Regions from separate parts of the Mus musculus genome. Here regions 1 and 3 are each linked to region 2. Evidence: chromatin loops called from intact Hi-C (ENCODE). Cell type or tissue: left cerebral cortex. All regions are shown on one strand. Links, peaks and the distances in the headings refer to the core of each region. The heading gives the core; the rest is flanking DNA. Region 1 holds the start of Clcn2 (chloride channel, voltage-sensitive 2). Region 2 has its middle 13 kb from the start of Ephb3. Region 3 overlaps Fam131a (family with sequence similarity 131, member A).

Region 1 (10,390 bases), core at 2,540-7,539, 470 kb after region 2:
ATCTTCCAGTGTAACCTAATCCATCTTCCTTCAACCGGACAAGCACTGACTCCATGATATGATTACAGGATTCCTCCCATCCCCCAATTCATCACACCCACACACCCTACTGTGGAAACTGAAAAAACACCTTTGCTCCTCCCTGCTGAGGCCACTCATTTTCAGCCCATTTCTCTAAACACTATTTCTAACACCTCTGGTAAAGACCAAAAGAGATGGGGAAGGAAACAGCCCAGGCATCCCAGCAGGGAAACCAGCTCCTGTGACAAACCCAGGCCATCAAGGCACAACTGGAGGCCAGCAAAAAGGCTCAGTAGGTAAAGAAGCTGCTCTTGACAATCGGAGTTCAATTCCCAGGATTCAGGTGATGGAAGTTTAACACACACACACACACACACACACACCACAGCGGTAGGGTGAAGTAGAAGGAAATCGAAAGGGAGACAGAGACAGAGAGACAGAGACAGAGATTTGCCTATGTGTGATGTATTGCTAGGTGTGATGCAATCCTAGAACTTGGGGGGGAGGGGGGAAGGATGGCGGCAGGAAGAAAATCAAGTTCAAGGCCAGTGTGGCCAAAACAGAAAAAGCAAAACCTTGGATTCCCCAACCCGCAATGACAATGGAGAAGAGTCTGAAAAAGAAAACTTTAATAAAAAAAATCATATACAACTTCAGGTTCATGCTAAGTTCTCCCTCTCGGCCTTCCGAGAGGGAGAGTCGGTTTTCCACTGCATTCAGACAAACTGAAGACGTCCCCACAGTGGACAGAGTTCCGCCCCTTTTACAGGCTAACACCGACAGCTTCTACACAGCCTTGAACAGTGTCCATGACATGAGTGACTAAGCAGCAAGTCTGGTTTCCCACGAAGTTCAGAAGGCCAGCTTCTTCATCAGCAGATAAACTCTGGAGTCCACCTCAAATCCATGCAGGTTGTTGGCATCACCCTGAAGCCTCATGAGCAGGCCCCCATAGGACACGTACGCAGAGCTGAAAGAGAAGGCCCTTGTCCTGAGCCTAAACTCTACAGCAGCTGCTTCCCAGCAGCTCCCACCCATGGTTTAAAAAGGCCTAGTATTCTGTCACCGGGAACCAAAGATTAGGAGAGAAATGAATGCATGTAGACATGTGCATTAAGTCCAGAGCTAGGAGACATACAAATGAAGATGTCACCATTCTCTGCAACGTTATACAGCTACTAGACTGTTTAGGTAGGAGCTGCAGAGATGGCTCAACCGGAAGATCACTAGGTGTTCTTGCAAAATGCAGAAAACCTGGGTTCACTTCCCAGCACCACACAGCATCTCATAACCACTTTAATTCCTCTTCTGACCTTGGTGGACTCATGCCTGCACATGATACACACACACATACAATAAATACATTTTTGAAAATGCTAAGGAGCCAAGAGAACGGCTCATGCCTTTAATCCCAGCAGCAGGAGGCAATAAAGTGGATCTCCTGAGTCCAAAGGCAGCCTGGGTCAGTCCCAGTCCAGGCTACCTTGTCTCAAAAAAAAAAAAAAAGTTTGGGGAGCTTTCAACTAATAAGAAAAATATTGTAAAGGGTCTTAAAGAGAAAAGTAAACACTTAAAAAAAAACTATTTAAACTCTTTGTTTGTTTCTGTTTTTAAAATAACAGGGTCTCACTATGTAACCCTGGCTGGCCTGGAACTCACTCTGTAGACCAGGCTGGCCTGGAATGCACAGAAATCCACCTGCCTCTGTCTCTCCAATGCTGAATTACAGATATCTGCCACCACAGCAGCTACTCAAACTCTTTATCTAAAAGATTCCCTAGGTGACTATTGTTCTTCTTCTCATTTTGTTCTTTTTCTGTGCTTCAAGTTTCTGACAACCACACTTTTTAAACATCATTTTAAAGAAAAGGGGAAAAAAAATTCAGGCAGGGAAACCAAAGATCCAAGGGTTGGGCTACAGAGAAGCAATACATACTTAACCAAAACAAACAAACAAACAAACAAACAAACAAACAAAAAAGGCCTGATTATGCATAGTGCACGTGTTCTCCAGCAAGATGCTCTGTTGTCCTTCACAAAGCAAGATAGCTCGTGCCTCCTCTGGACTACAGGGTCTTGAAAACCCTGACTATGGTGCCGCTGAGTGACCCACATACAGGCTGGAAACTGTTCCCAAGACAAATTCTTCCACCTAGGTTTGGAATACTAGAAACAAAGGGGGGTGGGGGTGGGGAGAGGGCGGCAACACAGAAGTAAAAGCCTGGCCCAACCTCAGAGCAGGGAGGGAAAAGACTTTTCCTAGACAGTGTTACTTACAGGCGTGTGGCTGCTTCAGTGGAGGTCTCATCCCCTTCGATCCTGTACACTTTCCCATACATGACATACTCAAACTGGTCAGCCCTACAAACAACAGACTGGTCACTCTTCATAGTAAGAGTCTACGGGAACTTTAGAAATGGAGACTGATGAGGTACACATGCAGAACCATGACCTTCCTTGGCCCCCACAGAAATTCTGTGAGGTACACATGACCATCTGTATTTCATTGATGAGGAGACAGAAGGCTTTGAACTGAAAACTCAGGTTGAGTCGTGGCCTTTTAGCCCTATTCCAACTGGCCTCAAACTCACAGTCAGACAGACTTGTGCTTCTGTTTCCCAAGTGCAGGGACTAAGGGTGCTGGTCACCAGACCTACTACTCCATAGTCTTTCTATCACACCAAGCTCCCTCACAAGACCTAAGTTACTATGTAATCCTTTCCTCAGCCTTAAAGACCTAACCCTGAACCAAAGGCGGCACATAACCTTAATTCCAGCACTGAGGCAGAGGAGGTAGATGTGACTCTAAGTGCAAGGCCAGCCTGATCTACAGACCAGGTCAACCAGGTCTCTACAAAGTGAGAAGACCCTGTCCCACATAAATAAATAGATGCAATTCACAAGCTTATGATCACTGCTCTCAGTAATGAATAAAACTAGTCATCTGAATTTTTTTCAATTTTTTTAGACACAAGGTCTCATGTAGCCAAGGCTAGCCTCAGACTTGATATGAGGCCAAACATTTTCTTGAACTCGTGAACCGTCTCCTGAATCCTGGATTATAGACAAAAGCCATCACATCCAGGTCTAGTTGTCTGAATTCTTTTTTTTTGTTGTTTTTTGTTTTTTTGGTTTTTTTTTTGAGACAGGGTTTCTCTGTATAGCCCTAGCTGTCCTGGAACTCACTCTGTAGACCAGGCTGGCCTTGAACAGAAATCTGCCTGCTTCTGCCTCCCAAGTGCTTATGCTGGAATTAAAGGCGTGTGCCACCACTGCCCAGCTAGTTGTCCGAACTCTAATTGCAGCAATGCCTTTAAGGTAATTCAGATTCCACTGACAGCAATCATTTATCTCTAGAAGTAAAGACTTTCCTATATACTTACGTTTTTCTTTCTTTATAATATATACATAATATAGAACATATGTTATATAACATTATATGTAATATATAATATGTACTATATATTATATGTAATGTACAACATTATATATAATATATAAATAAATTATATATTATATTACTTCATTACATTCTCATCATAGTTACTTATATATAGTATTAACATATGTTATTATATACTATAACATACATGTTATATATTATATCTAATATATAACATTATATAACTTATGTTATACATTGTCATGTAATGTGCATAGTATATAATACATATTGTATCCAAGAAATCAAATTTTCTATAACATATAGTTATACATATGTATATCCATAATCTACATATTATACTTTCTCTGCACTATATTCTTATCTTAGTCACTTGTTTACTGCTACCTCACCTGGAAGGCCTGTCATCTGTGGGGTTGTATTCACCATCATCCAAGGTACCATCTTCATACAAAGTACTAGCTATAACCAACCGGAACTTGTCACCTGAATAGAGCAGCAACATCAGGGTAAAGAAGTAGACACCTAAGACCAAAATCCTCTTGCCATTGCCCGTATTCAATACTTACCTAAGTCCACAGGGTAAATCTGAATGTTTACATCTAAGATGAGGTCCATCTTGAAAGATTCACTCTCACAGTGCAGCCGGGATACTGGGGAAGAGTGCATGACAGACATGATTACAAAGTCTATCGATGCCAGCTTGGGGTCAAATGCAAGAGATCAAATCATCTAACATGCACACACCCACCAGCCTCCCACAACTGCAATCAGAATCAGATTCACAAGAGGGAAGAAGGCAGTAACCTCAGCAAGTGACAGGGTCCCAAGCAAGCGGCAAAGCTCCTCCAGCAGTGGCCAGTCTCCAGGCTCTAACTAAAAACGCCTGGATGATTTAGACTAGAGTCTCACTGGTCCTGAGACTTCCTCTTTCTAGCAGGAGACACTGCTGAGGGAATCTGAGGGATGTATTCAAAACTGACATCTGTCTTAAGACATTTGCCTCCAGGCTAAGCGACACCAAGAAGAAACAACTTCCGGATCGTTGGGAAAATAAATACACCAAGCGGTCAACTGAATGAAATTCAGAGAGCTTCGGAAAGAGCTAACTTGTTCTTAGGCTAATACAAAATTATTGGTTAGGAAGGCAGGTAGGTAACTCGCTGCAAGACCTGGGGTAACAAAAGAGATAAGGCACCATCTACTTTTTCCAAGAATAAAGTTCAGAGCACGGTAGAGCACATAATAACTGTGTAGGGAGTTAGAAAGGTTCCCAGGGGTATGCCAGCACCCAGCTAAGGGCCACCCACCGGGCACCAGGCACCGCAAATATAATAGAAAAAGCTGTCTCAAGTTTCTCATTCACGAAAAAAAAAAAAAAACTGTTTCCTGAGGGAGGTACCGAGAGGGTGGGGCGGGCCAGCCACTTGGGGTGGGTGGGCATGTTGGCCACTTCCCTCCTACCGCCCCGACACCGCTTACCTCGGTCAAATTTCTTGCCTTCTGGGTCGATGTCTTTCACATCGAAAATATCCTCGAACAGGATGCCCGCCATCGCGAAGGGCACGAAAGCTGCAGAGGATGTGAGCGCGCGGCCACCACTGGGGATTCGCGCACCCCCTCACGTGGAGAAAAGTAAGACAGGGCAGAGTACCGCCCCAAAAGCGGCAACGAGGCCGAGGGCGCGTGCGCACGGGCTGCAGTCACGCAGCCACTTCCGCTGCCTCCTTCTCGGGGCTTCTTCACTTCCGCCGGGAAGGGCCACCTCCGAGGTGCTCGGGCCTTGTGGGCGAGTCTCAAAACTCGGTGACTCCGTCCAAGGCGGGGACAGATTAAGTCCCACCTCCGACGGGGTACCGCGCTGCGCCCGGCTCGACGGCGCCCTCTTCAGACTGTGGATCCCAAAGCGTGGAAAGCTTGGGGGCCTAACCCAGCCAGGAACCTTGATCCTTGGCCCAGAGAAGCCCGGCCCTAGCCCTTCCCTGAAGTCCGCGTGCCGGCCGAGGGCACAGTCCGCGCTGCAGGCAGGTGGAGCAGAACCCCGCCCGCAGAGCACCAGCCCTCCAGGACCCGGTGCCCAGCCCCTCAGACTGTCACCAAGATCCCCAAAGCTGGTGCGAGCTGGCTCGGACCAGCTAGACATCACCGGAGCCGGGTGCGTCCGGTTTGGGAATTTGCCATGATGTCACTCTCGGGGAAAGGAAAGCCCGCATTGTGCCCTCCCCTGGGGCTTCACCTCCTCGCCACTCCCGTCTTCCCTTGGCCCTGCTTGGCACTAGCCTCACACTGATCCCCTAGAACACTGCCAACTGAACTTGGTACTGCCTGTCACCCCACTATACCACCCTCTTCTGGACACTGAAGTGCGCCTTTCACTGGGAGGCGACAGCTCGCAATACCTTCTTTCTAGGTGCTACCTCCTCTCATTACAGCCCCTGTGCTGGGCACCCTCTTGTTTCTTGAATGAGTCTTCATCCTGGTACTATTCTTTCTCCACAGATTTCTGGACACTGTCCTCTCCAGTGGCTCCAACCTAACGCTGCCCATCCTCTTTGTGCCCTCGACACCTTCTTCTTGTCCTTCCCAGGACCCCGAAAGACAATGTGGAGCCTCAGTAGGCCGTTTCCTCAGGGCGTCAGCAGCTACTCAAATTCCCCCTTAAGCGGTGCCTGGGAGGAGCGACCTCTGCTCCCCCCCCCCCCCACACACACACACACACCCGCCTCCCAGGAGCGGCCTCCCCCGCACCAATAGCTCCCTTCCCTCGGGCCTCACCCCTTCCCGTCCCCTCCCACCTCCACCTCCGCCCCTCTTTCCAGGCCTAGCCATTCCAGGTGCACCTTCCCGGGGGAACCCGGAGGAAAGGAAGGAGAAAGGGAGGCAAGGAGGGAGCCGGCTCTCGGGCATCCTCCCAGATGCGTCTGAGCCGCCTGAAAGTGTGAAGCAGAGGCTGCCCCTGTCCGGTCTGGCTTAGAGAGCCCGAATTAGCTTTTGTCAGTAGCCCCCTACCCCAGTTCAAGAGTCCCCACATCTCCAGCCCCTCCCGCACAACGCTGCAGCCGCGGGAGAGCCCGTCCCTTCCACGTGCCAGCAGACCCGCCCCCGCCCGGCCCCCGCACCCTCAGGGCGCTGGGTTAATCCCGGGCCTCCGTGGCGAAGGGGTGCGAGATCGTGTTTCAAGCGCCCCCTGCCGCCTCTCCGGACACCAGGAGGCGGCCCCAATGCAGACCCCGGCCGGGCAGGGACGCCCCTGCAGATGGGCCGGGGCGGAGCAGCAAAGCAGGGCACCGCCCTCGGCCCGCCCGCCGAGGAGGAGACGCTAGCGGGAGGCTGAGCCTGCGGCGCGCGCCCGGGGACCCGTCGCACTCTGCACTCGGCCGCCTGGGCTGAGGGGACGGGACGGGTGCGGGCGCGGGCTCAGCGGGCCGGGAGCTGAGTCAAGGCCGAGAAGCAGAGGGAGGCAAGAGGACAGTGCACCGAGATGGCGGCTGCAACGGCTGCGGCGGCCGCGGCGGCGGCGGCGGGGGAAGGGATGGAGCCTCGAGCGCTGCAGTACGAGCAGACCCTGGTAAGTGAAACCCAAGGGTTGCCCTACGGGACCAATGCTGCAGGTTGCCCTGGAAAGTGTGAGGACAGATGGCCTACCCTAACCCGGCCTCAGCCTTTCTCAGCTATGGAAACTGAGGTTCGGGATCCGCCAGGCTGTGGGTTCAGAGTGTTGGAAAGCTGCTTGCTGGTTTCTGGCTGAGACTGGTGGCCTGCAGAAGACAATGACACCAGGTGCTTGGCCCAGGTGTCCTTTCTCTTACCCACTTCTGCATACACGTTTTTGTTTTCTTCACTTACCACTTGAGTCCAAGTTACAGCAGCCCAGTGCTCTTTCTGAACACCATCTATACTATTGAACTTGATCCACATGTCTATCTACTTTCAACACCCTCCTGGGTCCCTGCTGTGTACATGGTCCCAGGCTTAGCTTAAAGACAGTAGGAAGTAATCAAACCCAACCCCTGCCTTTAACAGCTCAAGCCCAACATTGACAAGAACTCCTCAGGAGACCCTGTTGGAAAAGGTGGCTTAGGTGGCTTTTTGCCACCCTGGGGACTGAAGCTTTAGGGCCGATGCAGGAAGCAGGAATGGGTGTGAGAACTGAAACCTTTGTTCCAGCTGGATCTAGCCAGGTACCCCACCACCACCACCCACGCCCATGGAGTGTCCCTTGACCTCATAAGAAGCAGGGGTCCTGAGCTTTGAGATGACTCATGACCACCATTGCTGAGAAGCCATTCACCAGAATGGGGGACCAAGCCCTAAGGAAAGAAAGTGGCCCAGTAGTTTCTTTTTTATCACCTTAGGCTGGAATTTGCCCGAGAGGATAACAGGGAGAAACAGCTGTAGGAGAGGGCCTGGGCTGTAACTGAGTCAGAGAGGTGCCCAATTACCAGAGACTGTGAAACAGAATAACTGGTATGAGAGTACAGTGCCAATCGATAGTGGAGGCAAGCCCTTTTGTTGGAGATGGCCCATATCCTGGCCGTCCACGGGTCAAGAAGAGGCGCATTTGGCCATGGAAGCCAGGCATCTAACATGGAATGGTAACTCTTTTGCACCAGCGGCTGCTCCATCTCCTTGTGCCTGTGGACTGAGTTCTCAGGGTCAAGCGCTCCCTGCTCTGGCCTCTCCCACTTCCCCTCCCACCCTTTTGTCTTGCTCACCTCCTCCCACCTGCTGTGTTTCTCTGTACACTCTTCCTCCTCCTCCCTGCTCTGGACACTTATGTTGCTTTTCCTTGACTCTTCTTTCTGCCTTTCCTCTGAAGTTCCTCTTCCCCCCCCTGCCCCCCCCTTTCTTCTATGTCTCACCCTGTGTCTCTATCTTTCCCTCCCCCCCCCCAACCCCAACAGGAGCCCTTTGTGTCCTGAAGCTCCGCGGGTGGCAGCCAGAATCTGCTCCTCCCCACCCCCCAACACACGCCCAGCTTGGCAGGTCCAGCCATAACACTCTCCCTTCCCATCAATCAGCCTAGTAGCCACAGCCTTGCCATCTCCAGCCTCGGTGGTCCTTGAACCTGTCACTGGCCCCAAATGCAGTTCCAGAGTAGGCCTGAGGCCACCCAGCACTGCCTATCCACCCAAAGAGGCTTTCCGTGTCTGCTGGGCTGACAGGCTGATGGGGGTTTGGGAGTGGAGAATGAGGACAAGGGGATTAGGGTGGGTGGGAAGGGTGCAGCTGAGTTGGTCACAGGCCAAAGGCCCAGCAGGAATGTGATAAGGATTGGGGCTGGGACCTCCTAGGCCCAGCTCCGCTGCCCTCAGCTCTACCAGGTTCTTGTTGTTGTACATATGCCCTTGACTGCCCCTCTGACCTTCCCCCTTCCTACTTTCAAACTGCCTCAGGTTTTTCCATCTTTTCCCTCCTCTGGACCCTTCCCTCCTGCTCCACCCCTGACTTACTAGAAGAGGACCGATTATTCTGCCACCCCCAGAGTTGTGTCCCTGTACCTTGTCTGTCTCCATCACTCTGGCCAGGACAGCCCCCGCAGTCTGCACTGTGCATTGTTCCCACACTCTGAGCCTGAGTATAAACTGGATTCAAGATGGGGTATACAGTGCAGGAGCTGAGCGAGGGGTGGGGTCAAAACCCAGGAACTCTCTGTCTCCCCACCTCAGATACTCAGGCTCATGCTACATTCTGTCCATTGCTCCAGATGTATGGCCGGTACACTCAGGAACTCGGGGCCTTTGCCAAAGAGGAAGCTGCTCGTATTCGCCTGGGAGGGCCTGAGCCCTGGAAGGGGTCCCCTTCTGCCCGGGCTACCCCAGAGCTCCTAGAATATGGACAGAGCCGATGTGCCAGATGTCGCAGTAAGATCCAGATTGGGGCAGGGACCTGGGTGTTCTATTTTGAGGGAGACAAAGACAATTAGAGCTGCCCATGGGCGATGGGGAAAAACAGGGTACAGAGTAGGAACACTTTGGGACCAGCTTCTTTATGCATCTTCCCTTCCTTGCTTCCAGTTTGTTCTGTACGCTGCCACAAGTTCCTGGTGTCCAGGGTCGGTGAAGACTGGATCTTCCTGGTTCTGTTGGGGCTCCTCATGGCACTGGTCAGCTGGGCTATGGACTATGCCATCGCTGTCTGTCTACAGGGTGAGGGCAAAGGCTGGCGAGGTAACTTCTTTCCTGCATGCCACAGTTGTTTAGGTAACTTGGCTACTGGCCACTTCCTCTGGCCAGTCTGACTGTCCATCTCCAGGCAATAATGACTGCCACTTGTACGGGCCACACCTTCCTCCCTTCCCTCGGCAACAGTCTTATCTGCGATGGGCTTTGTCCCAGTGAATGCCTTCTCTAGCCTTGCCTTCCCTCCGTCCCAGCTCTGTACACTTGTCTTATCATTGTGTCCCAGTGGCAGGCAAGGTGCGGGTGTGTGCACTGTAAGTCCAGCAGGCATGTCTTCTGCCCACAGCTCAGCAATGGATGTCCCGGGGCTTAAACACCAACATCTTACTCCAGTACCTGGCTTGGGTTACCTACCCCGTGGTCCTCATCACTTTCTCTGCTGGATTCACCCAGATCCTGGCCCCACAGGCTGTCGGTAGGATAGGAGGAGCTGGGGGAGGCTCAAGCTTCCCGAATGGAATGGCGTGTGTAATCAGACAATGCTCCTGGGAACATGTATCTCTGCAGGGTCTGGCATCCCCGAAATGAAAACCATCCTTCGGGGAGTGGTGCTGAAAGAATACCTCACCCTCAAGACCTTTGTAGCTAAGGTCATTGGGCTAACCTGTGCCCTGGGCAGTGGGATGCCCCTTGGCAAAGAGGTAATTGCAGGTTGGGGAATGAAGGAGTCCCTCCCATTGGAAGAAAAGGCCAGGCGAAGGTCCAGAAAGTCCCGTCCCTACTCACTACCGACCCCTACCTCCAGGGACCCTTTGTGCACATTGCCAGCATGTGTGCCGCCCTT
Region 2 (10,390 bases), core at 2,536-7,535:
AGTGATCAAATGAATTGTCCCTACAAGTCACCTATCTATTCCTTCTTGGGTAGGTAGTTCATAGAGATGTGGGCCCAGCCAGGAGTGCTGACTGTAGGAGGTGATGCTGATGCTCTGACTGGGGATCTGTATGTGAACGCTGAAGATCCTGTTCCCTAATTGGCTCTTGATTGGTCAAAAAAGATACTAGTTGCCAATGGCTGGGCAGAAGAGACGGGACTTCTGGATTCCTGCAGGCAGGTTAGTCGATGCAGAAGGAGGAAAGGATTCACCATGCTTTGGAGGGAGAGAGAGAGAGCCACCAGCCATATGAGATCTTTGGTGGAGTGGCCATTGGCAACCTACCTGACTCAGCCTGGAGTACCAGATGGGCGATTAGAAACACAACTAAACTGAGGGCAGATTTAGGGTGCTGAGCAGGAGTAGATAATGGGGCAACTAAGCTGAAGGTAGATTTGGAGGTGTTGAGCTGTAGTGAAAAGAAAGGCACACTAGCCAAGGAAGACTTAGAAGAGCCTGGCCATTGAGCTAAATGCATATTAAAAATAAAATAGTGTGTATATGTGTGTTCTTCATCTGGTCTGCCCAGAGCGTAAAGCAGGGTAATAGAAACTACCTGCTACAGATGACTTAGCCGGGAGTGGTGACTCAGGTCTGTAATCCCAGTGTTTGAGAGGCTGAGACAACAAGATTGCCTTGAGTCTGAGACTATCCAGGACTGGACAGTGAGAACTAGGCCAGCCATGGCTACACAGCAAGATCCTGTTTCAACATTCGGGAACTTCAAACTCCACAAGAATAATGTGGGCTCTGCAGCCAAATTAAGTGGGCTTATATGCCTTTACTCATTATTAATGCAACCTTAAATAAGTCATGCTATCTCCTTAAGCCTTAGTTTTCTGTCCCAGAAAATGGAGCTAATAATAGCACCTATGGACCATTAGCTCTGAGTATCATGGCTACTGTTTCCCTCTGTTCAAAGCAGTCTCTCCTTTATCAACTACATAATCACAGCCTGATCCCCAAACATAGGCAGCTCAGGCCCAACCAAAGTTAGCCCATTCTTAGCCATTTGTGTCCCAGCCTTACCCTACTGCACAGCCTTAAGAGTGATGGAGGGACGCAGGGGAAAGACCTTTGAGTTGCCCCCTCCCCCAAACTGAAGTGTTTTATTTAGGCATTGCCCACCTCCTCCAAACACAAAAGAAACTTGTTTGAAATGGAGATAGCAAAAGGAGACAACAGTATCTTTTGAGTTCCCTGGCCAGTCTATTCTGGGGCGCAACCCCCACAACTGGAAGATGGATTCGCCTATTTATGTAAAAATAAAGTATTGAACAACTAGAACATGAAAGGAAATATCAAAAATAGTAAAGTGTTGCCACTGTTCCTGAGAGAGTAATTATGGTGACACGGAGCATACATATATGTGCATATGGATACATACACTGCTCATGTGTGTGCACCCATCCCTCTCTCTTCAAGAGCCTTAAAAGCAAACAGTACAACATCAGGAGAGGTTAGATCAGTAAAGGTTCAAGGGGTTTCTCTTTTTGAGAGTTGATGACCCACAGAAGAGTCTTGAAACTTCACTAGCAAGAAAAATTCTCAACGGACCTGCTCGTCAAAGTAAGAGCGTAGCTTTCTGAGGCTGCCTAACTGGAAATCTTTTGTGGATTTATTTCTAAGGACGAGCCTTTGTTCCATGAACACACAACACTAGAAGGGGACCATGGAATGCTGACACACGGAACAGACTCCCACACATCTCCCATTGTGTCATGTCATTCCTTCTGGAAGTTTTGATGCTGGAAGGCCACCCTGACCTTCCTCTTCAGGTTGATCAAATAGCCTGATTGTTTCTGAGGATTCCAGATTGTCTTGAACTGAATGGATGGGGCATGCACAGGGTAGGGGTGGGTGTGTAGAAAGGAATGTGTCAGAGGATGCCCAGCCATCTGCATGCGGTCGGCTGGAGCCCACTTCTCACAAAGGATCCTTTTGTTATTCCAGGTGTCACAGAGCTTGACCGTCCCTTGCACAGTTCACACAGGAATTGCTCTCAGGACAGAATTGGCAAGGAGCTCTGTTTGGGGACTAGGATGCATTTTGCTTTGAGGAGACCCAGAGTAGGGTGGAATCCTGGGTGCAGGAGAAGAGACTAGAAAGAAAGCATGGCTGGAATCCACAGTAATGGCGCCTGGCCTTTCCAGCGGTGGGAAGTTCCGAAGACTCCAGCTTATATCTTTTGTGCTTTGCATCCGTGGGCTCCGTGAGACCATCAGATCGACATGAACCCCAGCAAAGCATCGCTGGATGAGGCATTGAGCTGAACTGCCCCATCTCTAGCGGACAACTTATATAAATCATCTTTCAAGCCTGAACACTCAAAGAGTCAAAGGAGATGCTAGTGATAATTATACCGGACTAACCGGCTTGAACTGCAACCACCGTAGGCAAACCCAGTCCAGACTCCTTACTCACCACCAGTCAGATAAAGGTTAAAGACAAACGGATGATGCCTTGGAGCAGGTTGTTGGTTGAGTTGGCCAATGAGTCTTTCCAAAGGTGCCCTGCTCCCTTTTGTCCCCTATGTCATGTTTTACACAGGATATGGTGCACTATCAACAGCAGCACAGTCACCTCCATCTGGACCTTGCTGAGCCTGGGATTACCCAAAACAGAGCCCACACGTGATTCCCTGTGCCACCGTTCTCCAGCGTTTTTGTTTGTTTGTTTGTTTTTGTTTTGTTTTATTTTGTTTTGTAACCACAAGGAGCTATTAAGCAGTGTAAAGGGTTTGGCTTGTCTACGTGATCTGTCAGTATTGAGAGAGTGTGGACCAGCAGAATTGACATGCTGCTGACATGAGAGTAAATTGCAAACCCAGAGAGAACTCCTGGATGTGTACCTGTGTGAAGCTCTTGCATGGCCCAGGGTGCTTGCCTATGTAGCGGCGTTATCGGCAAACGAAGTCCTGCCAGCCACTTGAAGGTCCTTAAACAGGTCACGGCTTCAGAAAAACCATCAACGAGCTGGAGGCTTAGCTCAGAAGTTGAGCAGGTACCCAAAGCATCACAAAGTGAAGATAACAGCAAACACTGACAACCCTCAAGTGGGTCAACTTACGCCGAGAACACTTCAGAGAAAAGAGGACTTTGCCGGAGGATTTCCGTTGGGCAATAGTATCTGTGGAAGGTCCAGAAGCACGCTGGGTTGCAGCAGTAACAGTAAACGTGTCTGCAGTAACAAACTGGATTCATAGCCGTGGCTGTGGGGAGACAGGAAAGGTGCGGGGACCAATAGAAAGAACACAGTGACTTGTCAGGAGTATTTTCTGTCTTAGCTGGTGGTGGTTTGTCTTGAGTATTCCAGGAGACAGTTCTGCTTTCTAACTCCAGTCCTGTACTTGGCTTCCAGGGGCTTTAGGCATGCTCACTTAAGAGTTTCCTTCTCGGGCTGGTGAGATGGCTCAGTGGGTAAGAGCACCCGACTGTTCTTCCGAAGGTCCAGAGTTCAAATCCCAGCAACCACATGGTGGCTCACAACCATCCGTAACGAGATCTGACTCCCTCTTCTGGAGTGTCTGAAGACAGCTACAGTGAACTTATATATAATAAATAAATTAAAAAAAAAAAAAAGAGTTTCCTTCTCTGTAATGGGGGTTCCCATAGTACCCACCTCAACAGTGGCCATGACCCTTACTTTGCTCCCTAGAAGAAAGTGTGATCTTGCCTCTTTCCATAATAAACCCTGACAGCAGCAGCAGGACTTAGGAGGTTGGTTCCAGGTCTGCATGGCATGTCTGGGGTGAGCTGGTGCACATTTACACATTCACAAAGACAGCCCTGTTTTTTCTTGGTATTACCTGGTAGGAGCAGAGCTGAGGATGCCCCCCCCTCCTCCTCCCCTTCACCTCATGTATCTCCTGCCTCTGCCCACTCACAGGACCAACAGGTAGATGACATTCATGGTCACTCAGCTGTTGAGGGATAAAAGTGAGGGAATTGTGATCCAGGGGTCTCAAGAATAACACACTTCCAAATTAAGCTAGGTGTCCATAACCTTAGTCATATTCCATTTAGAAATCTCATGCAAATCACTGAAGACTGTCTTCACTCACAGGAACTCTGGCCTCTGGCTCCATGGGCATGGCAACTTTCCTGGGTGTGGGGTGCTAGGCTGGGCTCTACACTCCCGTCCCTGCTGAGGTTTTCATGGGGGTACACATGATGCGTTCAGGTGCCTATAGAGCCCTAAAGAGTCAGTTGTAGCTGCCCAACAAGAGTGGTCAGAACTGTACTTTGATCTCCTGCATGAGCAGTGTGAGCCATCCCCCAGCTCCCACCCTTTTCTTTCATATTTTACTGCATTTTTTTTCAACAAACCGCTTCTAAAAATATCTGACCATGTAAATATTTATTTCTTCCTTTTCTTTCTACAGAGATGAGGTTGAAGCATTTCTTCTGCCAAGAGAATGACAAGTCTGCTTCCCCCACATCAGCCCTCCACATAGCTTCTTGCAGGCTCGGGTCTATTGAGTCCCACTAGTTGCCAGGAGAGGAAGGACTAACCGCTGGTGGGTAGAACTGTTTGGATTCAAAGCCACTAGAAGCCATGAGAAATTCAGAGAAAATTCACTAGAGGGCACTAGAACACTGCTGCAAGGAAACTGTTCCTGCTGCTCTTAGCCTCACTGCTTTTTTTCTTCTTCTCTCAGTCCTTGCAGAGCGAGCTCCACCTTCAGTGAGCATAAAGCTGTAAGCTACTGTTAACACACAAAGGTCAGGGCATGGGTACTGTCCACGGGAAGTTGAAAGGGGGGTTGAGAATTCAGAGAGGCAGCCCAGGAGGCTTGCTCTTTCCTGTTCCTGTACATTTGTGCACATACCACACTTATGCACATGTGTGCACCATATAAACTACATGCACACATCGAGTGAACAATATATACTGTATTATTTTCTTTCGTAGATGTGACCCACAGAGGAAACTCTTATTTTGGCTCTGTTTGAGTAGTGCAGTCCGTGATGGCAGCAAAGACACAGCTGAGGAAGTGTGAGACACCTGTTCACATCACATCTGCAGTCAGGAAGCAGAGAAAGATGCTCAGCTTCCCCTGCCCCTTTTAAAAAAAACCCAATTATTTATTTTATGTATATGAGTACACTACAGCTGTCTTCAGACACACCAGAAGAGGGTATCAGATCCCATTACAGATGGTTGTGAGCCACCATGTGGTTGCTGGGAATTGAACTCAGGGCCTCTGGAAGAGCAGTCAGTGCTCTTAACCACTGAGCCATCTCTCTCCAGCCCCTCTTTCCCCTTTTTATTTGGTCTGGGACCATTGTCCATTTGATGGTGCTACCCACAACCAGTGTGTTTCCTCCTCACTTAAACCTCTCTAGAAACACCCTCACAAATCTCAAAATGTGTCTCCTAGGTGATTCCAAACGTAATCAAGCTTTTCCAAATAAACAGTGCGTGCATACCCTGCGCATGCACCACACCCCCAACTCCTTGTAGAGCAGACTCAGAAGAAGGCGGAACCAGTAGCAGCGAGTTTACAACTTGAGAGAACAACCCTCACGGCCCCAGACAATCCACGGAGCATTAGAACCGCTGTAAAAGAACCCCCATTAAAATGCACACGTGTTAACCACATGCTCCCCCGAGGGCTACATGCATTCGTCTATACCCACTGGCACATTAGCAGATTTACTCGGTGCTGAGACTGGAGTCCGGGAGCTTTTGTTAGAGGGTCAGAGGCGAGAAGAATGAGCATGGCTCTGGAGACGGCCCTGTGACTGCTCACCACTGCACTGTGGGCTAATTATTGTCCCAGCTTCTTAAGGGAGGACAATAAGCCTCACAGGTGGAAAGTGCGTTGTCTAGGCTCAAATAGTAGTAGGCAGAGGAGCTGGAATTCCGATTCTGCCCTGAAGAAACTTGCCATTGAGCAGATATGGGGGAAAAAAAGGCCCAAAATAAGCCAGGTGTGATAACCCAGACCTGCAATCTCAACACCTGAAAGGCAGAGACAGGAGGGTCACAACAAGTCTAAGGTGAGTTCCAGGCCATCCAGCCGATCCTGGCTCAAAACAAAACAACCCTCAAATAAAGGTGATAAAATGTAAAAATAAAAAGGTTAAATGGCATGAGGATCCAGCAGAGAGCAGCTCCATTTTCTTTTTTCTTTTTTTTTTTCTCTCTTTCTCCATCTGCATTCACAAGAGCTTTGCTGTCTGGACTGCCCTCTCTTAGGGTCTCCAAACAGCTCTGTTAGCTGAACCTAGACCCAACAGACACTAGAGCACTGAGGTGCTCAATGGTGGGCAAAGATGTCTGCAGAGGGTAAGCTCTAGGGGAGCCTCACACTGAGACCCACCCCTACCCAGCAAGCAAGCCATCTATGGAGGAGACCTGTGTGTCAAAAATAAAGCAAGCTGCCAACAAGGTTGCTTAGCAGCTGCTGATATCAACATGGATGGCTTGAGTTCAGTACCCAGGAGCCACATGATAGAAGAAAACTGCCCCAGCAGTTTGCCCTCTGACCTCCACACATGTCATGGAACATGTATGCCCCCTGCCCTTACTAAATAATATATGAATCCAATAAAGTAAAACAAAGTGAAAATTTTGACCTTGAACCAAATGACCATCTAGCCAAAATTATCCATTGGAAGCTGTGACTGATGAGATCTACTAATTGGTAAGTTCATCACATCCATTGATGGTTCGAGGTAAGCTTAGAATGACACAGTTTACCAAATATAGGTGTATCTGCCATCCTTCTAGTACCCTACCCTCATTTTATGCTGTTGGCTGATGAGCCCCTATCCAGCCAGATGACAGAGGGAGAAGGACTTGAGCTTTGCAGCCCTGTGTGTGCTTGCCAAGTGAAAACTGTATCAGCCTAGCTCAGGAGCAGCCTGGAGAGACCAAGGCAAACTCCCTACTATACACAAAGTATCAGAGGAGACAGTTAAGCATCTGTGTTGTGCAGAAAGAGCAGATAAAATGACCAGGGTGGGGACATCAGCCAGTGTTTTGGATACTCAGGCACCTGCATGATAGAACCATGGCTACAATGTACTGACAGAGGCTACTCATGGGCTCAGCGGTTGGGATACATCTTACCAAACTTCATCTAAGTACATCTGGGTACTTCTTTCTCTTGAATGGTTAACTGGCTAGGGGTGCAGGTGAAATGGGGTCTTCAGTCACTACCAGGAGGTACTGAGTGAGTGTCTATCAGAAATACTGGCCTGAAGACCCCACAGTTGTACCTAGAATGGCAGAGTAAAGAAGACTTTGTACAAGTCAGCAGAGTCTTGTAATTTTGTTTTCTTTTCCTTAAAAAGGCATTATGTCACACCCTTTCCTTCTGAAGTGACCAAGTTTCCCAGGAAAATCAGCCTCCCAACTCTATCACTTCAAACAAGCTCCTTCCCTGCCAAACCCTCTATGAGTTTAGCCTACAAGGTTTCAAGATGACAAGTCAGCTTTCAGATGCACAAACAGCAGGTGACTAAGATTCTCTCTCTCTCTCTCTCTCTCTCTCTCTCTCTCTCTCTCTCTTTTTCTTTAAGAAAAAATTATGTGGGCTGGTGAGATGGCTCAGTGGATAAGAGCACCCGACTGCTCTTCCGAAGGTCCGGAGTTCAAATCCCAGCAACCACATGGTGGCTCACAACCATCCTTAAGGAGATCTGACTCCCTCTTCTGGAGTGTCTGAAGACAGCTACAGTGTACTTACATATAATAAATAAATCTAAAAAAAAAAAAAAATTATGTTACAGAAGGATCTGAAGGTCTTCACAGCACCCCCTAGTGAGACTGCTTCACAAACTTTCACGGGGTCTTGAGAAGTCATTATTCTCATCTCACTGGGAGCTGGCCTCAGAGAATATAGAGTTCGTTGTTTTTTTTTGACTCTGGTCACACAGGGGCCTGCCCGATGAGTGGCTTAATTGGACACAGTCTTGGCTCCAGTGGATCTATGGGAAAGAGCCTTAGCTTTCTGGGATTGCTTTCTTCTTAGTGAGAGGAAGTGAGGGAAGCTGACTCGGAGTTTCTTTTAGGAGCAGAGGAGTTGAGGCCAGGTGAAGATCTGTAAGCAGCTGCCCAGAGGGAGGTCTCCTGGAAGTGCATTGTGTCAACAAAGGGATAATTACTCCTCTCATATCCCTAGCATGTGTATGGTAAATCAGCTTTTCTGAGGGATGCTCTCTCAGTCAAGTGCTTGGCAGGTTCAGTTGGACTAATTGTTAAGGAAGGAGATGGTAGGGTGTATTGTTGTGGTAAGTTTAGGATGTCAAGTTTCTGCCTGGAGGCAAAGGTAGAACTCAAATTCTTTTGACCAAGAGGAAGTTTTCCTTAAACTTTTTTTTTTCAAGCTTAATGTTAATGTACTGTGTGTGTGTGTGTGTGTGTGTGTGTGTGTGTAGCACAGAATGTTTGAGGAAGTAAGGAATATTCTCACCTTCCACCCTGTTGAGGCAGGGTCTCTTTTGCTTCTGCTGCTGAGTAGTTGACTTCAAGCTATCTGGTTCTCGGCTTCTGGATGATTCTTCTCCTGTCTCCACCTCCCGTCTCAGGGAAGGAGTGCTGGGATTACAGATGTCTGCCACACACTGAACTCTGTGGGTTGTCTGGGTGGTTTCTGGTGACGGGTCACAGTTTCCCAAGAAACACAGACACAAACCCATCACCCCAGCCTGAAGTAGTTCTTCAGCAACTCAACAAAGTCCTCTATTGTCATATTGTATCTTAAATCTTTTTTTAAAAAGACTTATTTTTTATGCACTTTATGTATGAGTGCTCTATTTGTACACACACCGGCAGGCCAGAAGGGGGCATCAGATCCCACTATACATAGTTGTGAGCCACATGTGATTTCTGGGAGCTGAACTCAGGACTTCTGGAGGAATAGTCAGTGCTCTTAACCTCTGAGCCATCCCTCCAGCCCCTGTGTCTTAATCTTAGGGTGGGGCAATGGTGAAACTTCCCTTTCTAGGGGTACCAGGTAAATGAGGGGTGGGGCCTAATTCTGATGATGGAGTCCTCAGCGACCTCCACGGCTGCTAATATCTGCTCATAACCTAATATTCACACTAAGTAATTCTCTCTCTTATTCCTGTAATTAAGAATTTCAGGATTTTTGAGTCACTACACAAGTGAAATTCATCACTTCACTCCTAATCAAACAAAGAATCTAAGCCATAGTGATATTAATCACATTACATGAGAAATTTTGTTGTGTGTGATTTTGCAGTTTATAACATTGTCCTCGATGCTGAATGAGGTGCGGTGGCACAACTTTGCAATCCTAGTACCATGGAGGTAGATCAGGACTTTAATTCCAGGCTGAACTGCATGAGACCCTATTTCAAAAACAAACAAACACACAGACAGACAGACAGACAGAGAGACAGAGAGACAGCTAATGATGACTGCATCCTTTGTTAACCTTCGCAAACTCGTAGCTTCATTTTTATAACTGGGACACTCACAGTAGCTGCCTTTAGGTTTGTGGCAAGGATGAAACCCGAGGAATAGTGTGTCTTGCTGAGCGCAGGGCTTGATATAACTAAGCGTCCAGTCAAGCTGTGATTTCCTAACAGATCAGTCAAAAGCTGAGTGATTTTGTCAGTGAGCTGTTTAGTCGCTTCCTGTGGGTAAGGCTTTCATGGCGGCTAATTGTTCACAAGCTGCAGTTCCACTCCCAGAAGCATTTACACAGACTCTGAGAGCAAGCTTGCCCTCTAAGTAAAAAATGTGATGCCATTTATAATATTTCTATTTTTGCCCAGCTGTTTTTAGAACCCTCTTTTTCTATCAGTTGAAGAATTGGACTAGATAAGCTGTGATATGCTTTGCCAATTTAAAAAAAAAAAAGCATTTTCACTGTTATATAAGACGAGGAAACTGTGTCTGTCTACTCAAGTATCTTTGGGGCTCAAAAATAAACAAAAGCAGATTATTATTTTATAGAGAATAATTTTTAGACTGAGAGAGCTGTGCCAAACATTTAACCTTCAACAGTGAATGCCTTGTCAATAATGAGGTCATTTGTATGCGGCATGTAATTCGGAGGAAAAAAAAACATGCTTTTCAGCTCATTCAGCTAACAAGAAAATTAAAAAAAGAAAAGAAAAGAAAAATTAATCCCAAAGAGCCAACACATACTATGCAGGAGAATTTAAGATCTCCAAAGTGGGTATTTAATTGTCTGACTTTTTCCTGGGAATGTGTGAGTAGATATTTCAAATAGGGCACTAACCACAGAGGAAAGAAATTCATGCACCGAAGTCTAGATGGGCAAACCACGGAGCTGTGTGATGAGACTTGGGAGGAGTGTGGGCAATGCACGAGGAGCCTGGGTGAT
Region 3 (10,390 bases), core at 2,527-7,526, 490 kb after region 2:
GATAGTCCTACCCAAGTCTGGACTCAGAGCAGTGCGGTCAGAAAGAGTAGGAGACAGTACACTCAATGCTGTTTGTAAAACGTACTGCTTTCAGCCATGTAAGTCTGTAAGCCAGGACTCCCTAGCCTTGTCCTGCTCCTTGGTGGAGCCAGGCATCAATTTTCCTCTGCTCACAGTTACCCCATGGAATTCTGGACCAAAGCAGCAACAAAGACACAGCTTGAACTGGGTGGAAGCCAGAAGGCCAGGCCAGGGTCAGAGCTAGGCAGGAGGCTGCCAGAGCCCAACAAGGCTGATACACACCCACACTGGAAAAAAAAGAGGGGGAGGGGTTGAAAAACAGGCCAGATAAGAAAATCTAATAAACAAGCTAACAAATTGTCCAGAAGGATGAGGCCACTGCAGTGAAGAGATAAACAAAGATGAGAGACACCAGTAGGGTGCTTGGAATGTCAGACCCCAGAGAGTCTAACAGCAAGCAGTTCTAGGGAAAACTGGTAGATGAGGAAGATAGCGCAGCAGAGGAGGCAACAGGAAGAGGGCCATGTACAAACAGATGGGAGGCAAATGGGCTACACACATGGAGGAGGCATGGACTCCCAAAGCTGGGCTGGCTGGCACCACTGGGTACCTGAGAGCTGCCATGTAAAGCCGGGGAATGTGGGCTGCCCAACCAAAGCCAAGGAGTGCTTTAATCCCATTTTTAACAGACTTAATGTGGAAGCCTCCATTGGTAGGTAGACAAGAGTGAAAGGTTGGTGTAGATACAAACTGTTGCTATAAAGTCAGCATACCAAACACATACAAGCAGGAGCCAAGATGGGAAGGAGACAAAAGAAAAACAAAACAGCTGGGCGGTGGTGGCCCACCTCTTTAATCCCTGGAGAGGTAGGCAGATCTCTCTGAGTTCAAGGCCAGCCAAGTCTACAGAGCAATTTCAAGGACAGCCAGGGCTACACAAAGAAATCCTGTCTCAAAAACCAACAAAACAAAACAAAAACAGCAAAAGGAACTTGTGGAGACTTTCAGATAGAGACCTCAGATCAAATGAGAGAGGAACTGCCATACTAGGGCGGAAGAGGAAGAGATGGGTGAGAAGGTACTTAGAGCCTGGCTTCCCCAGACCTCAGGTTTTCCCAGTCAGCAGCCATCTGTTGTCTTTCTTTTTCAGAGATAGGATCTCATATAGCACAAGCCGGCCTCCAACTGTGACAGTTTGCCCATGGTCTCTCAGGAAACTACAGGCACACACCGTCACACCCTGCTATGATTCCCTTGATTGTCTGTCATACAGAATGGTCATGATGGCTTGCTAAGTGCTTGCTACATGCCCAGCACTGTGCTAAGGTCTTCATTAGGGTAATTTAGTTCTCACAGCCACACTAGCCAATGGGTGACGTGACATTCCAATGTTATGACTTTTTTTTTTTTGAGACAGGGTTTCTCTGTAGCCCTGGCTGTCCTGGAACTCACTCTGTAGACCAGTAATACAACTCCACAGTCTGTAAACCTCACACTGGGCCGGCCACCATAAGCAACTAACACAGCATGAAAGAACACAGAGATCCACCTGTCTGTCACTCCCAAATGCCGGGATTAAAGCCATGCACCACCGCTACCTGGTGTGACATTCCCATTATTATAGAAGAGGAAATTGTAAAATAAAATTGGATAAAGAAATTAAGTAGCCACGCTGAGCCTGGACCCAGAGACAGTCCGACCTAAAACTCTGTGGTCATGCAGTAAGCAAGTCATTTGCCTGCATAAGTCTCTCAGTCAGGCCCAAGACCCAGCTCTTCTGGCGAGGCTCTCAGAATTCTTTCAGAAGGCTCCGTTGTCCTCCCTGTCAGTTCCCAGGCCCACATAATGTGGGCCCTCCCGCCCGCCAACAGGCTCCCTGGTGTCCAATTAAATTAAAATTGAAAAGAACAAAGTAGGTGTTTGTTATAAACTTAAACTACCACAGGAAGGCAAGAAGCCCCCTAGGAACCACTAACACAAGTACAAAGGATGGGAATGATAACGTAAAAGACCAGAATTCTACAGCTTCAATTCTTTGTTTCATTTTTCTGAGACAGGGTTACTCATGTTGCCCTGGCTGTCCTGGGACTCACTCTGTAGACCAGGCTGGCCTCTAACTCAGAAATCTGCCTGTCTCTGCCTCCCAAGTGCTGGGATTAAAGGTGTGTGGCACCACTGCCCCACTACAGCTATTTCTAAATTAGAATCTACTAAGAAAGCAGTAAGCAGTGATCTGTTTTAAGGTCAGGAGGGTCACTTTCCGAGGGCCATAAGTCGGAATGTCATAAACTCAGCATGCTGGTAGTCCCCGACCCTCAAGAGATAGAGGATTAGATGGCCGTCATCCATCCATATAGCAAGTTCAAGACCACCCAGATATGTGAGCCCTTCCCTCCAAAAGCTTGGCCACTTTATGGAATCCTGGTGCTACTCAGGTTTGGAAAAGCCCTAGAATGGCAGAGCCCAGCTGGAGAAGCAGAAAATAAGAAAACTCATTCCATTCTCAGTCCAGAGCATAGTGAGGCAGAGCTGGGCAGGACGGCACAAGTGGAGCAGTGCATCGTGGGGACTGCCAGCCACAAGTTGTACACAGACCGAAAAGCATGTAGCCTGCTAGGTCACTGATTTGGCATGAACAGGAAAACGGAACTGTTTAATAGCTCCTGCAGAGGAGGTGGGGAGGATTACAGGACCTTAAGCTAGGAGATCTTGCAGTAAAGATGCTTCCTCCAAGGGAAGACAAGGAAATTAAGGCTAATTTGTTGCTCATAGGGTTCATTTGTTGCACGTAGGGTGTAAGGTTCGTTATATAACGAGAGATTGCTAACTACCTGACAATTACAGATACTGAAGAAACATGACTTCAAAGACTGAATTTCTAAGATGGGTGTGGTGGCACACACATCTAATCCAGTACTTAGGAGGCTGAGGCAAAAGCAGTATAGTAAGTTCAAGGACAGCCTGGGCTAAGTAGTGAACTACTACTGGAGCTACCGCCCAGTGGGTAGGAGCCTTACCCAGCCTATTTGACACCCTAGCTTCAGTCCCCAGAACCACCAACACTGAGACTCTTAAGTATGCTGTGTCTTGTCCTTCCTATAATTTAGAATAATAATAAAGTATGTAAGGCACTTGGGACCACCCATCTTGAATCACCTGTTATGCCGAGAGGCTCATAAGTGTACCCCAAACAGTAGATAACCAGTTCCAGGAAATGCCAAGAGCTGTTTTCAAGACAGCAAATGGAAACTGTTGATAAAGTCTGAAGCCTGGTGGTCACATCTGATGGCTTAGGAAAGCGTGATAGATACAAGCAACCTTGAGACTTTGGGTTCTAAGCTTTGGGACACAGAAATATTCTCAGAGCTCAAATGTCCCTCCAGCAGTCCCTCCCACTGTCATATCCCCAGTTTGCCCTAGACCCCTTTGGCTTGTGATTCTGAGCTATTCCCTTGGATATCAAGGCAAGTTTTTCTGCTCTCTGTTCTGCAGACCCACACCATCTTCTCATTGCTGGGAGTGGACCATGCTTATGTCACCAGCATTGGCAGACTCATTGGGATTGTCACCCTAAAGGAGGTGAGGTGACATGGCCAAAGCCACTTACACTTCCAAATAGCATCAGAGCTGTCTGGCTCCCCCAGGGGATGTGCTGGGGAGGAGTCTGAGGCACACATCTGACTCTTACCTTTCCAGCTCCGGAAGGCCATTGAAGGCTCTGTCACAGCACAGGGTGTTAAAGTCAGGCCACCCCTCGCCAGTTTCCGGGACAGTGCCACCAGCAGCAGTGACACAGAGACCACTGAGGTGCATGCGCTCTGGGGGCCAAGATCCCGCCACGGCCTCCCACGAGAGGGTACCCCCTCCGACAGTGATGACAAGTGCCAGTGAACCCCTTACGGATGGCCTGTATTCCTTCTGCAAGCAGCAGTGACCAGAAACTGGAACCCAAGGCCACCCTAACTGCTGGGGGATCATCAAGTGTCCTGGCGGGATGAGGTGGGGTTCTATGGCCCCTGCCCCATCTTTGAGAAAAGGGCAGAACTAAACTGGGTTTATACTGGAGCCTCCAATGACAAGATGTATATAGAAATTTACAAAGATTTTTATATTAATTTAATAAAACAATAAATAGAATAAACACCTAATTAGCCACTCATGTATAGAACACTTGTGCTGTTGGCTCATATTTTCACCTTGGATCCTCTTACCTGTTGCCCAAGCCTCTGAGATTCATTCTGCTGCCACTTACCAACCCCAGTGTCCTCGCAATCTGCCAGCGGCCTCCACTGGCTGATCAGCAACGCCCTGCCTGGGACAGGGCCCCCTATCACTGTGGCTACAGCCTTCCATTCAGCCAAGAAAAGCACTACCCTCTTTCCTCCCCCAAGGACAGCTACTCCCTCATGACTGTCCATTCATTGGCACAAATCTGGCTCCCCGGGTTGCCCCCTTGTGGTCCTCGATGAAAGGACAAGGCCCTCCCAGCTCTGTAACAAGCAGAGCCCTTACTTTTTCCAGTTCCGCCCTACTGAGTCTCTGCATGTGCTCGCACAACCTTGCCATGCTGGGAAAGGGCCAGGGTGGAGGAGCAGCGAAGGGGGCAAGGGCACACTCTTTCATCTTTTCCAGTGCCTCCCAAAGAAGATCGGCTCAAAGAACAGACCAGAAACCCCCTGTCTTTAGGGGAAAAAAAAAAGGTTTAGACACAATGGAGGGGTGAAGCACAGCAGAGCCCAGCTGGGCAAAGGGGACCCTTAGGGGATGGCTCAATCTGTAGACTCCAGGAGGGCAGGAGCCAGCCCCACAGGTGGTGGTTCAGTCACGCACTGCACATGGACTCGGATGAAGAGAAAAGCAGAGGAGAGGGGCGTGGGGGAGGGGGGAGGGTGTGTGGCCAGGCTTCCTCCATTTCCACCTCCTCAGCCCAGCCACAACCCTCTCAGGTTCACATCCCAGGAGGAAATGTGGCATTTTGGATTCAAGAAACATGAACGTCACTGTCTGCCACAGCTGTAGCCATGCCCCAGGGGCCCCGGGCAAGCCCCGGCAAACCCCATGAGTGGAAGCAGGACATGCGCCCCTAGCCTGGCCCCTGCCTCCTCTCCAAACACTTTCATGCAAAACACACAATGGAGAAGTGAGTGCTCCCAGAAGCCCTCTGAAAGCTTCAGAGCCCACATTTGGCCACAGAGGCTCTGCCCCAGGCAGCAGCCTGGGGAGACACGCCCCCACCGGGCATGTCTGGATCACTGGTCCACCTCATCCTCATCTAAGGATACCACCCCAGAAGAGGCCACATCAGAGACTTGCTGCTGTCTTTCCCAGCTGCCTGTGGGCAGCGGGCAGAGCAGCTGGCAGTCCTTACAGGAATCAGGCTCCTCCTCGGCAGGGGAAAGGCAGGATTCTGAGAGCGGTGAGTTGTAAAGGGAGTCCTGGGCCTCCAAAGGACCCAGGCTGCGGAAGGCACTTTCCCGGCTGGGGGGCAGCCTGGCAAGGAGCAGCTCTTCACCCAACAGCTGGGAGGTCATCCTGGCTGGGGAGCCCAGTAACCCATCCTCCAGGCTGCACAGACTAGAGCACAGGGTATCTGGGGACACGGTCTGTGAACAGTCGCTCTCTGGCTCCACAGAGCCCTGGCGCACAGGCCTGGAGAATCGACGACCTGTGAAGAGGTCCTGGAGGTGGGACCCCAGAGGCCCAGCCATGTCTGTGAAGGGAAGAAAAAAAAAAAAACAGCTTTGCTGGCTCCATTTCAGTAGGTCAATGTGGAAACCACATAATCACAGACTCCCACACCTACCCTTATAGCTGTGGGGAGGGGTCATTAGGGGAGTCAGTAGGAACTGGGTAACCTGAACAAGTCTTTGATCTTTGATACCGCAGCTCCTTTCATGGTGAATTAGAAATTCTTTTTTTGTTTGGTTTGTTTTGTTTTTGTTTTTCGAGACAGGGTTTCTCTGTATAGCCCTGGCTGTCCTGGAACTCGCTCTGTAGACCAGGCTGGCCTCAAACTCAGAAATCCGCCTGCCTCTGCCTCCCAAGTGCTGTGATTAAAGGCGTGCGCCACCACGCCCGGCGAATTAGAAATTCTAATATCTACTTTACAGTATTAGATCAAGAAGAGGCAAGCAATCAATGCAAGACCATATCAATATAATCATATCAATATAATGGTTGCTCATTACCCAAAGCAGTAAAGGCTAAATTGCCTTTGCTCTGCTCACTAAGTGGGGCATCCTACCAAGGGCTGTCCCCACCAGAAAAAGCTGTGCAGTTTTAAAAATGTGTTCAAAGATTATACACAGACGTTCAATAAATGTTCGAGGTTAGCCTGGGCTAGTAAGACCCTTTCTCAAAAACAAAATAAAAAGCCAAGCGTAGGCTGGGCAGTGGTGGCGCACACCTTTAATCTCAGCACTCAGGAGGTAGAGGCAGGCGGATTTCTGAGTTTGAGGCCAGCCTGGTCTACAGAGTGAGTTCCAGGACAGCCAGGGCTATACAGAGAAACCCTGTCTCAAAAAAACAAACAAACAAAAAAATTAAGACACCCCCCCAAAATCATAATATACTGATGATTCCACCTTGGCCTTAAGCATTCAACTCAATCCCCTCTGGACGACAGCAGCAGCTCTGTGCCTGCTTTCAATGCAGGCTTGGCCTTGAAAACCTTGTTAATTGGCCAGAGGAGTAGGAACTAGTAGGTGATCTTCAAAGGCAAAGAGTCAGGCACTGGGGGCAGGGGTCCTGTGAGGCCAGCCACCAGAAGCTGCAGGGAAAGCTGGCCACACAGTCCGAGGAACGGAAGATGAAAGAGCAGCTGAGCACAGCTGCAAGGCCCCCAGGGTCCCTTTCTGCAAGCACTGGCCCAAAGCAAGACCCACAGGCTGGAATACAAAGATGCTGAGCTGGAGCCAGCATCCTGTGGAGTCCAGGCCCAGCAGGCCTTCCTGTTTGCTTGGGATTGCTGCCCTGTGAGGTGCTGGGTACCGTGCTGCCAGATCATCTGTGTGGCCACAGCCAACCGAAGCCTCCTCAAAGAGGTAAGGCAAGGGTACCACAGATTCTCTTGGAAGCAAGAAGGTAGTAGGGGGTACGCAAGAGGCACCAAGTTCCCTGAGCTGTTTCTTCTTTATTCTGAGAACTGCAAGGCTCACTACACACAGAGAAGAGAGCAGGCTCAGCACCTATAGAAAAGAGCTGTTCCATTTCAAAGTGCTGTTTTCCCACCTGAGTATAGCTGGTGATCTTTGTCCTCGAGGTGTCAAGGTCAGCCTGGATAGTCTCTTTCCTCCTGTCTGGAAGACTTAAGTTGCTCTGGGAGTCTCAGAGTGAATCACACCTACCAGGCAAGTTCACCCCAAGTGGCAAGATCAAACACTCCTCACCTGTGTCAATTCCCCCAGTAAAGTCCTCGTCGTAAGAATCATCGGTGGAGTCATCACCATCCACTGAAGACCATGCCCGGAGCTTGGCTTCTGCAATAGCAAACTGCTCGGCCACTCCTATCAGAGAGACACAGTGTTGACTGACATACACAGGAGCTAAACTATCTCCTGGCTTTGCAGACAGGAGATGTCCTTGAGGTCTCTGGGCAGGGAGAGGTGTATGGAAGAACTCCAGCCCCAGTGCCAGATCCAGTGAGATGAGAGGCAGCAGCCCTATGATAAATCTGCTACCTACCTGCTGCAAAGCGAGCCTCTTGTTCACCCTCACTGAGGTCTGAATAGGAGGAAAAGGCTGATTCCAGAGCAGCCGGTGAGTCACTAGGCTTGCTCCAGCCCTTCCATTCAATAAGGTGAGCCACACGGCCCTGGGCCATGGCTGTGGGCTTGGTCACGTGGTCCTTCACTACCTGGGAAATACCTGGAGGTGGGAGAGAGAAGTTGGGTTGAGGGCAAGGGTTAGGGAATAGCCAGTATGGAAGTAAATGGAGAGGGTTACAAAGTCTCTCTATGTCCTTTGGGTAGGAGGAGGAAGGGTTAGGATTGATTTGCAAAAAAGAAATCCCCCAGAATTCCCACAGGAAATATTCCCACAGTAATCAGTCCCACAAGACATGAGGAAAAGAAGGAAGGATGGACAAAGTGGGCAGAGAAACAGACATGGGGTACATACCATGCAGGGACGATCTGGCCAGTGCAGCGATCTCCTGGATGGTTAGAGCTCTCCGGGACTTGGGCAGCATCGCGACTGTGTCTCCAACATTCACCTTGAGTAACACAGTCAGGTTAGTGGCCCTGACACAAACAACCTTCTTTCCAACATGCTCCTGCCTAAGCCAAGGCCCCACTGGTAGCTTGGAAGAATGCTAGGATGGCATGTCATGTATGTCCTATATGTGGGAGAGTGGCACAGTGGCATGCAGAAAGGGCTAAGAAGCTGGAGTCCACAAACTATCTTCCTAGGGGGCAATGGAGACTCAGGCCCAAGAGAACAAAAGAAGAGCTGCGTCTCCATCTTCCCAGCTCCCAATAGGGAAGGAGACAAATGAAGAAAAGAAGAAATGTGGAGCAGAGAGCCTCTGAGAAAAGGATGGGCCTGGTGGTGCGCATGACTTTAATGCCAGCACTCACGAGGCAGAGGCAGGTGGGTCTCTGTTCGAGGTCAGCCTGGTCTACAGAGCAAATGCCAGGACAGCCAGGGCTGCACAGAGAAACTCTGTCCTTCAAAAAGAAAAACAAAACCAAAAAAGACAGGGGAGGAAGGAAAGGAGAAGGGAGACAGCTAAGGCAGACATGGCCTTAAAGTTTTTCCCCCGCTCCTCCGTGTGTCTTTAGATATATGTCCAGATCTTTCTAGACTGCCTGCCAGAGCCACACACTCAGCATCACCAAAGCCAAGGCAATACATTCTCTTCCTCACATCCAGGTTTGTTTTCTAACTTCAGATTTAGTCAAAACCATTCTCCAGTTCTCAGGATCACCATCAACTCTTCCCTGGGCTTTGCCTGCACATATCTGGTCCTAAAATCTAGCAAGGGTGCCAGGGACTGTAGCTCAGTTGGTATAGTGCTTGCCTACCATTCAAGAAAGCACTGTTTGGCCGGGCAGTGGTGGCGCACGCCTTTAATCCCAGCACTTGGGAGACAGAGGCAGACAGATTTCTGAGTTCAAGGCCAGCCAGGTCTACAAAGTGAGTTCCAGGACAGCCAGGGCTATACAGAGAAACCCTGTCTCAAAAAACAAAAAAACAACAACAACAAAAAGAAAGCACTGTTTGGTCCCTAGCACCACATAAACCAAGTCTTGTGACAACTGACACAGGATGCTAGTACTTGGGAGGTGAAGGCAGAAGGTCAGAAGTTTAAGGTCATCTTTGGCTACTAGGAAATAGAGGGCAGCCTGAGCTATGTAAGACCCTATCTCAAAACAAATATATCTCTGACAACAAAGAATCCCTCCTGTTCATGCATGGAAGCTTGCCTTGACACTAGTCCCACCACTGCTTCCCTTAAGCCTCCCTGAGCCCCTCCCCAGGTCAGCACAGGTCCCTCTAACCTCCTGTACGTTTTCAGCCAGGAAGTCTGTATATAATCTTTTCTGTTCTTTCATGCTCATCACTTTCCATGGCTGGCCTTCTCATCTTTCCAGTTGTGACTGAAGTATCATCCCCTCAGAGAGGCCTTCTTGCTACTCAAATAGTGGTCTACCTTGTCACTAGAGTCTCCAATGAATCACTATATATTCTATCAATGAACCATTAATGGAGTCTACTTGCCAGGTATAAATATGGTTTTCCTTCATTGGTCTTTGCCTCTTTGAGGAATTTAGTGTATGATCACTGCAGCAGCCCAGTGTTTAAACAATGCCTGCTAATAAGTAAATGCATGGGCCAAGTGAATAAGACAAGGTATAAAGTACACTTTCCCAAGGGTAAAGTGCATCAAAATGGCTTCATTTCAAAACTTGCACAATTACTAAATAAATCTAAAATGTTTTTTTGGTGTGTGTGTGTGTGTGTGTGTGTGTGTGTGTGTGTGTTTTAGGGGAAAAGAAAACTTTTTAGAGAGATGAAAATATTCCTCTGAGATTAAGAGCATTTGCTGCTTTCACATAGGATCCAAGTTTGGTTCCAGCATCCACATCAGGTCGCTGTTGTTAATCTAGCTCCAGGAGGTCAAACACCTCCAGGCTCAATGGGCATACCCACACATATAATTAATTAAAGATATATGTTTTTAATTTTTAAAAGAAAGAACGTCTCTTTTCAGGCTCTTCCTCTGTTATTCAGGCACTTAAGGACTTTGCCACAAGGAAGCTTCTGCCTTTTCCTGGCCTTTCTCGAAGTCCAGCACTCATTTCTGCCAATACCACCAAATTCTTTCACCATCCTGCCTGCCTCAAGGGAAAGGAACCAGCTTTTTAGA

What was found. Hi-C counts contacts between places; a loop is a spot of excess contacts. Peaks named below come from ENCODE experiments on the same cell type or tissue, not always from the same donor. Only the 100,000 strongest peaks of a DNase experiment are listed, where the experiment ranks them.
Region 1: it touches region 2 in a loop (8-fold over the local background); 15 of 42 quality-filtered maps call a loop at or near these places.
Region 3: a loop joins it to region 2, with 4 times the contacts of the local background. A loop is called at or near these places in 9 of 42 quality-filtered maps.

Annotation. Positions count from the first base shown.
Region 1 is chr16:20,712,511-20,722,900 of GRCm38, reverse strand. Clcn2 (chloride channel, voltage-sensitive 2) reads left to right here and starts at 6,265. Exons shown (of 24, transcript NM_009900.2): 1 at 6,265-6,992; 2 at 9,132-9,288; 3 at 9,442-9,573; 4 at 9,893-10,021; 5 at 10,114-10,247; 6 at 10,352-10,390. The coding sequence starts at 6,906. It overlaps Polr2h (polymerase (RNA) II (DNA directed) polypeptide H), which reads right to left and starts at 5,075. Exons shown (of 5, transcript NM_145632.2): 1 at 4,907-5,075; 2 at 3,994-4,077; 3 at 3,817-3,910; 4 at 2,299-2,382; 5 at 636-991. The coding sequence starts at 4,979. The coding sequence ends at 874. In left cerebral cortex, for the core only: CTCF peaks have their summits at 5,102, 5,301 (motif pointing left) and 6,613 (motif pointing right); DNase peaks (open chromatin) are centred at 5,184, 6,547, 6,685 and 7,133; H3K4me3 peaks cover 3,773 bases; H3K27ac peaks cover 3,394 bases.
Region 2 is chr16:21,187,040-21,197,429 of GRCm38, reverse strand. No RefSeq gene overlaps it. Among named protein-coding and RNA genes, the nearest start is that of Ephb3, 13 kb to the left of the region's middle. In left cerebral cortex, for the core only: a CTCF peak has its summit at 4,646 (motif pointing right); a DNase peak (open chromatin) is centred at 4,646.
Region 3 is chr16:20,696,765-20,707,154 of GRCm38, reverse strand. Fam131a (family with sequence similarity 131, member A) reads right to left here. Exons shown (of 6, transcript NM_133778.2): 3 at 8,140-8,233; 4 at 7,705-7,887; 5 at 7,410-7,526; 6 at 4,119-5,731. The coding sequence ends at 5,271. Clcn2 (chloride channel, voltage-sensitive 2) reads left to right here. Exons shown (of 24, transcript NM_009900.2): 23 at 3,514-3,600; 24 at 3,718-4,189. The coding sequence ends at 3,912. Among named protein-coding and RNA genes, the nearest start is that of Fam131a, 6.9 kb to the right of the region's middle. In left cerebral cortex, for the core only: a CTCF peak has its summit at 4,485 (motif pointing left); DNase peaks (open chromatin) are centred at 3,707, 4,476, 5,410, 6,889 and 3 more places; H3K27ac peaks cover 2,289 bases.